Linked DNA regions of Homo sapiens: region 2 is linked to region 1. The links are chromatin contacts, found by Hi-C or POLR2A ChIA-PET in ENCODE. All regions are on one chromosome and are shown on one strand. Each heading gives the region's core, a stretch centred on a gene start or an enhancer-like site at or near the end of the contact. The rest is flanking DNA. Distances are from core to core; before and after follow the strand shown.

Region 1 (3,309 bases), core at 125-2,624:
GAATGGTCTTCAGTTCAACATTATCTGGGCATTTGGGGAGGAGTAGAAGGGAATTCTGGTTTGCATCAGTGACAATATCCAACAACTGCTTGAATTCCTTCCTATTACACACATAAGTCAGACAGGAAGCCCCACAATCATTTATGATATTTTCATGATAATCCACATAATACATTGTCTTGTCATTGAAAGCTTCAGAGTGTACTTGCTTGTATGGTTTTGTGTACGCATATAGAGTCCTGAATTTAAAAAATGACAACACAAAGATACCCAGTGAAGAGCTCCACTCTTCCTAACTGAAGATACATTTCAACGGTGAAGGTCAAGATCTACCCAGACCTTCATCTGAGGTCTGCACAAACCAAATTAAACCGGCAGCACTTGTTGGCTATATTCAGTGTGTTCCCATGTGCTATAGAGCATGTTTGAATGTGTGTACGTGCTCGTTTTCTGTTAGAATAGGAGTCAAACTGTACTTTTAGAATAACATGCTCGTGGAACATTTGGAGAGCCTCTGAAACACTTTCATGGAACACAATTTGGAGACTACCCCTTCAGCAAATATTGGTGGTTCTCATTTTTGTACTGGAGGATAATGGAGGGGCCACGGATGCTGAGAGTTGGAGGCAGAGGAGGAAGGAGGAGAGATGGGGAGGGGAGAAGTTGAGGTGATGCTGTGGAGAGTGCAGTCAGTAGTGGAAATAGTACTCTTCGCAACCCAGGGAGGCCATGTGAGCTTCTGCTGAGGCTTGGGAAGTCTCCTAGCAGTTGTTGATGAGCAAACTCAGCTCCTGGGGCTGCTTTAATGACCTCTGGCCCGCGCCTTTGAAGAAAAGGTGCAGAAGAGCGTGGAGCAAGGTAAACATGTGTGCAGAGAAGTGGGGGTGGGGAGCATACACGTCACTCTGATCGGCATGCAGAGAGCCTCTGTGGCCATTCAACAGGTCAAGGTGTGAGGCAGTGGGGAGGAAAAAGGATACCCGAGGGGCCAGGAGAATCAGCTTGCCAAACCAGGGCTGGCACAGGAGGAGGAGGGCCTGGAGCATGGGCCGTGTTTGTGAGAGACCGGCGTGGGGTTGGATGTCAGGTTCCCTGGATGGTGGTGGCTGGGATTGCACATTGGCCTTAGGCATTTGAGGCAAAGCCCACAGACCCAGGAATGAAACCCAGGAGTCCTGACTCCCAGGCCACCTGCCCTTCACTCAGTGGGTGCAAGGAAGAGAGCCAGGCCTGGTGGTTTTTGGAGGCCATGGGCTAGAGAAGCCTCAAGGGGATAGAAAAACCCCTGTGCTTTCTGAGGTTGTGCTGCTCACCCCATAGAAAAGGGACATTTTTAGGTTTTAAAAGGATGACCTCATTTTTTTCTTATTTACATAGCCCTGTTTGTTTATATAGCCCTTTAAAAATAGCAAGTGTGTGCTAAGCTTAGTGCTCTCTCTCCCACCACCAGTGGCAGAGCCACTGTGTGGGGAGAAACACCTTTTTATCTTGGAGAGGGGCAGCCTTGTTTCTGAGGACAGATGGGAGCAAAACGGGACAGGTAGGAAGTTTCGTGGTTTCTCGTGTCGCTTCTCCAAAATAGCCACACTGCTGCCTCCCACTTCCTGCCTGACTCGGCTGGGGTAGATTTTCTCCTTTAGAGGATTTGTGTTCTGTGTATTCCCAGGGAGGCTCGAAGGGATCTGTTGCCAAAAACATGCTTGACACTGAAGCCCTGGAGCTTGGCACTGAGGGCCCCAGCTCAGGTTTGGACCACTGGGTTTGCATCCGGGCTCTGTCTCATACTGGCTGCGTGACCTTGGGCAAATGACTTCACTTCTCTGTGCCTCATCAGTAGGATGGAGATAACAACTCTAGCTATATCCAGCAGTTACTCTGCAGATTAAATGAATATGTGTAAAGGGCACAGCCCAGTGTGGGCACATAGCAACTCTTAATGAATCTCTTAATAAAAAACAGCAATGTTGTTGTTGATCTCCATCCCCTACCTGGAAAACTGTACCAGCCTCCCAGCCACCTTCCCTTTCCCCTGGCTTGCCTGCTCCAGCACATCCCAGCATGATCCGAGAGTGATAGAAACGTGAAACACAAATCTGACCCTGCTATCTGCTGCTTAAAATCCACCCATAGCTTCCAGCGTCTATGGCAGGAATGAGCATTCTTTTGCTCTGAATGGCCAGATAGTATTTGAAGCTTTGCCGGGCATATAGTCTCTCTTGACTTTGTCATTGCAGCCTGGAAGCAACCACAGATAATATGTAAAAAATGGGCGTGGTTGTGTTCCAGTAAAATTTTATGTACGAAAACAGGCAGCCGGCTGGATTTGCCAACCCTTGACCTACAGGATGAATCCAGACCCTTAGCTCAGCATTCCCAGTTCAGCCTGTTCCCGTTATCTCCATCCTTCTTCCTCCCCCACCCCTGCTCTTGTGCAGAACATGTCACACTTTAATCCTTTGCGTGTGCTGCTCCCTCTTTCTGAGTTTTCCTTCCCTGCCCCCTGAGTGCCCCTTCCCCATGGCATTAGGACCTTTACTCTGGGATTCTGTGGTACCCTGTCTTTATTTCTACCCTGGTCATATATGCAAGTTCCATCTGTCTCTCCATGAGAGGGGCTCCCCTCTAGGCAGGGATTCGGCCTTCCTCTTCTGTACACCCAGCAGGGTGCTGCTGTATAGGTTTCTGCAGGTGCTCAGTAAGCATTTGTTATTGAACCCAAGGATCTGCAAGATGGATGGTTGGCCTCAGGGAGCTCACAGTCAGCTTAGAAAGCTAGGATATGAGCCAGTCAAAAGCCAGCCAGCAATCCAGGCAGGAAATGATGATGGTCTGTGTGTTTGGCCCTAACTGATGTCAAGTGGAGATTCTGAGCTTGATAGAGGAAGGTGAAGGCATTTGAGTTGGATGTTGCAGGGTGGGAAAGAGACTTGCAGAGATAGGGAGGTCAGGAAGTCTTTCCAAGTTGGGGAAGTCATAAGAGAAGAGCAGGGCTGACCAGGCCTGGGGGCTTAGGCCTGTAATCCCAGCTACTTGGGAGGCTGAGGCAGGAGGATCACCTGAGCCGGAGAGTTTGAGACTAGAATGGGCAAGGTAGTGAGACCTCATCTCAAAAACTAGAAAAATAAAAAATTTAGCCAGATGTGGTGGTCATACTCCTGTAGTCCTAAATATTGAGACTGAAGCGGGTGGATGGCTTGAGCCCAGGAGACGGAGGCTGCAGTGAGCTGTGATTATACCACTGCACTGCAGCCTGAGGGACACAGCAAGACCCTGTCTCGAAAAACAAAACAAAACAAAAGAAGAAGAAGA
Region 2 (3,331 bases), core at 656-3,155, 39 kb before region 1:
ATCAGTCCTGGGAGGGGAGAGGGATCAAGATGGAAAGTTCCCTGAAGCTCCCAGTCTGAGGAAGAGGAGGCCCCCAATAACTGACTTCAATGTGAGGTGATGGGCAAGTCTGTAGAGGCAGGAACTATTGAGTTGCCTGTGGCATCATGGAAGGTGACCAAATCCATTGGGAGGGTCCCTTGAGGCCAGGCCACCTCTCAAAGGGGAGGAGGATGTCATTCAACTTGGGGCAGGAGCAAGGCTGTCATCTGAGCCTGTGTGTGTGAATGATAGAAAGTCACCCCTCAGGGCATATGAATTATAACAAGGCACCCACCTCCTCTGCCTGGAGTTGCTTTCAGACAGAAAACGGGAAGCAGGACAGTGGGGGCAGGGCAGGAGTGGAGTGAGGAGCAGGAATCTGTCCCAGGGGGCACCCCACCCCAGTTGCCCTGCTCAAGAGAAGGACCTGTATCAAGGGCAGGCTTGGATTCAGGGTGTGAAGGACAGCTGGAGGGGGTGGAGAAGACATTTCAAAGGGAAAGCCTGTATGAAGACCTCAAGAAGTGGAAACTGGTGCAAAGTGGTGCGTGTTGGGGGTGGTGGCTGGGCAAATGGCAGGATGGGCTGAGCTCTGGGAGATGCAGCTGGTCCGTGGGGCCTTGCATGCCAGATCAGGAAGTGTGGTCCTTCCCTTTGGGGCTTTGTCAGAAGGAGGATGACCCAATTAGAGCTGGGATTGGGCCCTGGGAGCTGATGGAAGTTGAGAGAGACTGGGGTGGTGGTGATCCACAGAACAGCTGGGCAGCTTGGCAGCTGGTCAGTGGGTTTGCAATCGTGTACGTGAGTGTGCAGACCCATGTCCAGCTGCAATCACACCTGCCTTGACTCTCTGCAAGCCCTGGAGCCATAGCTTCCTCCTCTCTGCCCCTAGGAATGTAGTGCCTCTTAGAAGGTGGGGGTTCCCTCCATTAAAGCTGGGGGTCTGGGAGGAGTCTATTTGCTCTGATCTGGCTTTGGAGGAAGGGTGGCAGCTCTATCAGAGGCTGTTGTATAAAGGCACACAAATGCCCAAGGTCACTAATCCGCCCTTTGGGCCTAGAGAAGTTGAGGGCATGACTTTGGAGCCAGAGGAAACCTGGAGCCTCCAAGGATCCCCCTGGAAACTTGGGTCAGCATAGTGCTTAGTTCCCCTGTGGGGCCTCAAACTTTCATGACCCTGAAAGGGAGTGCTTGGTTAAATTCTGCATCCTAGGCACTTAACTTACCTCACTCTAGTCCTGGCTTAACCCCACTCTACACCCCCGACCCCCAGCTCCATTGTCTCCTCCTGAGGCTGTTCCTGGAGTCAGCCAAACCCAGGGCCAGCCCTGGTTCCACTGTGGCAGAGGGTTGACCTCTGCCAAATAACCTCTGGTGGGCATCAGTGAAATAACAGATCACGGAGAGAGATCTCAGGGTCCTGGCCTTCCCGCAGACCTGTGGAGGCCTGGCTGGGAACTGGCTCAAGTGTGCTTGATCCTGGCCAGAGCAAGGACCAGAGTGACTCAGGCCCAAATCCCGAGATCCAGCAGCTTCTGGTAAAGTCAAGCCATTGGGAAGCCCCGGGGTGTCCCCCGCCCCCACCCCAGGCCTGAGCCCAGGGAGGCCCTGGCAGGCCCGCCCCGCCCAGAGCTCATTAAAGCGGATTCCCGCCTGGGGAGGCGCGGGCTTCCCGGAGCCCGGCTGGCACCCAGGGGGAAGGCGGGGAGCGCACACTTTGGGGACGGCGATGGACTCCCGCTGGGCCCGGGTGCGACCAAGGCGTGGCGCAGAGTGGCAGGGCCCCGGCGGCGGCGACAGGGGCTTCCCTGTCTGCCCTCCCTAGAGGGCCCAGGAGGAAAAGACAGCGCCGGAGCCGGGGCGGGCGCGGAGGGAGGGGCGGCGCCCGGAGTGACACGGCCTGTCACCGAGGAGGCCGGCGCGCAGACCCTCCCCGCGGCCGCCGGCAGCCAGGGATTCCCCGGGCGAGGAGACCCTCCCCTGGCAGCCGCCAGCCGCGCCCGGGCCCATCTGCGACCCCGGCCGCGAAGGCATCCCGGGGTGGCCAGCAGTGAGGCCGAGCGGACGGGAGAGGCGCCCCGGGCCGGCGGCGGGGTCCCCGTGCTCGGCGACAGGAAACTCTGGGGAGTGAATGGAAAGAAGTGGGTGGTCCGGCCCCTGCGACTTCCCCTGACATCACTGCCCAAATAAGGAGCTTCCAAGCGGCCGCGGGGCGGCCCGGAGCCGCGCCCGCCGCCGGCGCCCGCCCGCCAGCCCGCCCCGCGCCCACCCCGCGCCGCGTGGGCCGCCAGCGAGCGCCTGGGGCACCGCCGGGCGGAGCCGAGCCGGGCGGAGCCGAGCGCGCGGGCGCTGCCGAGCCGCGCGGAGGCCGGGCGCGCAGCCCAGCGCAGCCCAGTCCAGCGCGGCGCAGCCCAGCCCAGAGCAGCGGAGCCTCGGCCGCCCGCAGGTAAGCAACGAGCGCCCCGCGCGCCGCGCCCCCGCCGCGGCCTGGCAGCCCAGGGACCGGGCACCGCCGAGCGGGCGGCAGAGGGACCGGAGGGAGCCGCGTCGGTGGGAGAGGGCTGGGCGCGGGCGCGCTTGCAGTAGTGCGTCGGTGCCAACTCCCGGGACCCTTGGAGTGAGGGGCCCCGGCTTCTTCGCAGCCTGCGGTGGCCTGATGCACGCGCTCTCAGCCAGCGTTTTCCAGACACTACTTCTGTCACCACCCTAGGGCGACACAAGCGTTCCCGCGTTCACACACTTCTCTGGCACACTCGCGCCTGGCACGGCCGTTGGCGTGCACAGCCTCCTGTGTCCAGCGCAGACTCTCACCCCGGCGCGGCGCTCACCCCTCGCACCCACGCATACCGTGGGACACGGCACACCCGGCGGGAGCTGCTGAATGGGTTTGGCAGCCCTAGCTTCCCCCAAGGCCATGCAGTTTCAGTCTGTCAGAGCCCACCAGCCTGGGGCTCCTCGGGGCTCATTGGGAGTGAGTTAAACTAGCATTGCTCTGGATCCTCCGAGGAGCCCCTCCTCCCGGCATAATGACAGCTGGCACTGGGGGTACATCCTAGCGGGTTGTACCTGGCATGGTCAGGAGGGTGTGGCGACTGGGAGAGATCTACTCCCACTTCACAGCCTGGATGTTTCCAGAGCGGCTTCTACTCCAGGGGCATTTCTGAGAGCACCCTCCCCAACCCCCCTTAATCAGAGCAGGGTGCTTGGGCTTCAGACAGAAGTGGTGGTGGCTGCAAAACAGGTGCAGATAGCATCAGCCTTGGCATCTTGCAGGGATCTCTGCATAGTGGCCACAGTTGTTTATCTATAA

The links. Hi-C counts contacts between places; a loop is a spot of excess contacts on that map. ChIA-PET counts read pairs that join two places held with the same protein, here RNA polymerase II (POLR2A). Pooled maps may share reads with other maps.
Region 2: a map of B cell shows a loop between it and region 1 (12-fold over the local background). The contact joins two enhancer-like sites. A Hi-C loop is called at or near these places in 12 of 168 maps with a recorded cell type or tissue (B cell, IMR-90, PC-3 and 7 more), 11 of 37 single-sample maps with no recorded cell type and 16 of 50 pooled maps. POLR2A ChIA-PET finds 5 or more read pairs at or near these places in 11 of 52 experiments (A549, AG04449, B cell and 7 more).

Annotation. Positions count from the first base shown.
Region 1 is chr1:41,621,501-41,624,809 of GRCh38, reverse strand. The region is part of intron 3 of HIVEP3 (HIVEP zinc finger 3); the gene reads left to right. All of the region lies in intron 1 of LOC128125817, which reads left to right. Among named protein-coding and RNA genes, the nearest start is that of EDN2, 140 kb to the right of the region's middle. RefSeq lists enhancers at 1,265-1,434, 1,595-1,684. Within about 2 kb of position 1,374, at least 3 of the 41 ENCODE cell types and tissues checked have a DNase peak (open chromatin) inside an H3K27ac peak, as active enhancers do; they include B cell, where a contact is called at or near this core.
Region 2 is chr1:41,661,270-41,664,600 of GRCh38, reverse strand. The region is part of intron 2 of HIVEP3 (HIVEP zinc finger 3); the gene reads left to right. Among named protein-coding and RNA genes, the nearest start is that of EDN2, 180 kb to the right of the region's middle. RefSeq lists a silencer at 1,619-2,498. Within about 2 kb of position 1,905, at least 31 of the 41 ENCODE cell types and tissues checked have a DNase peak (open chromatin) inside an H3K27ac peak, as active enhancers do; they include B cell, where a contact is called at or near this core.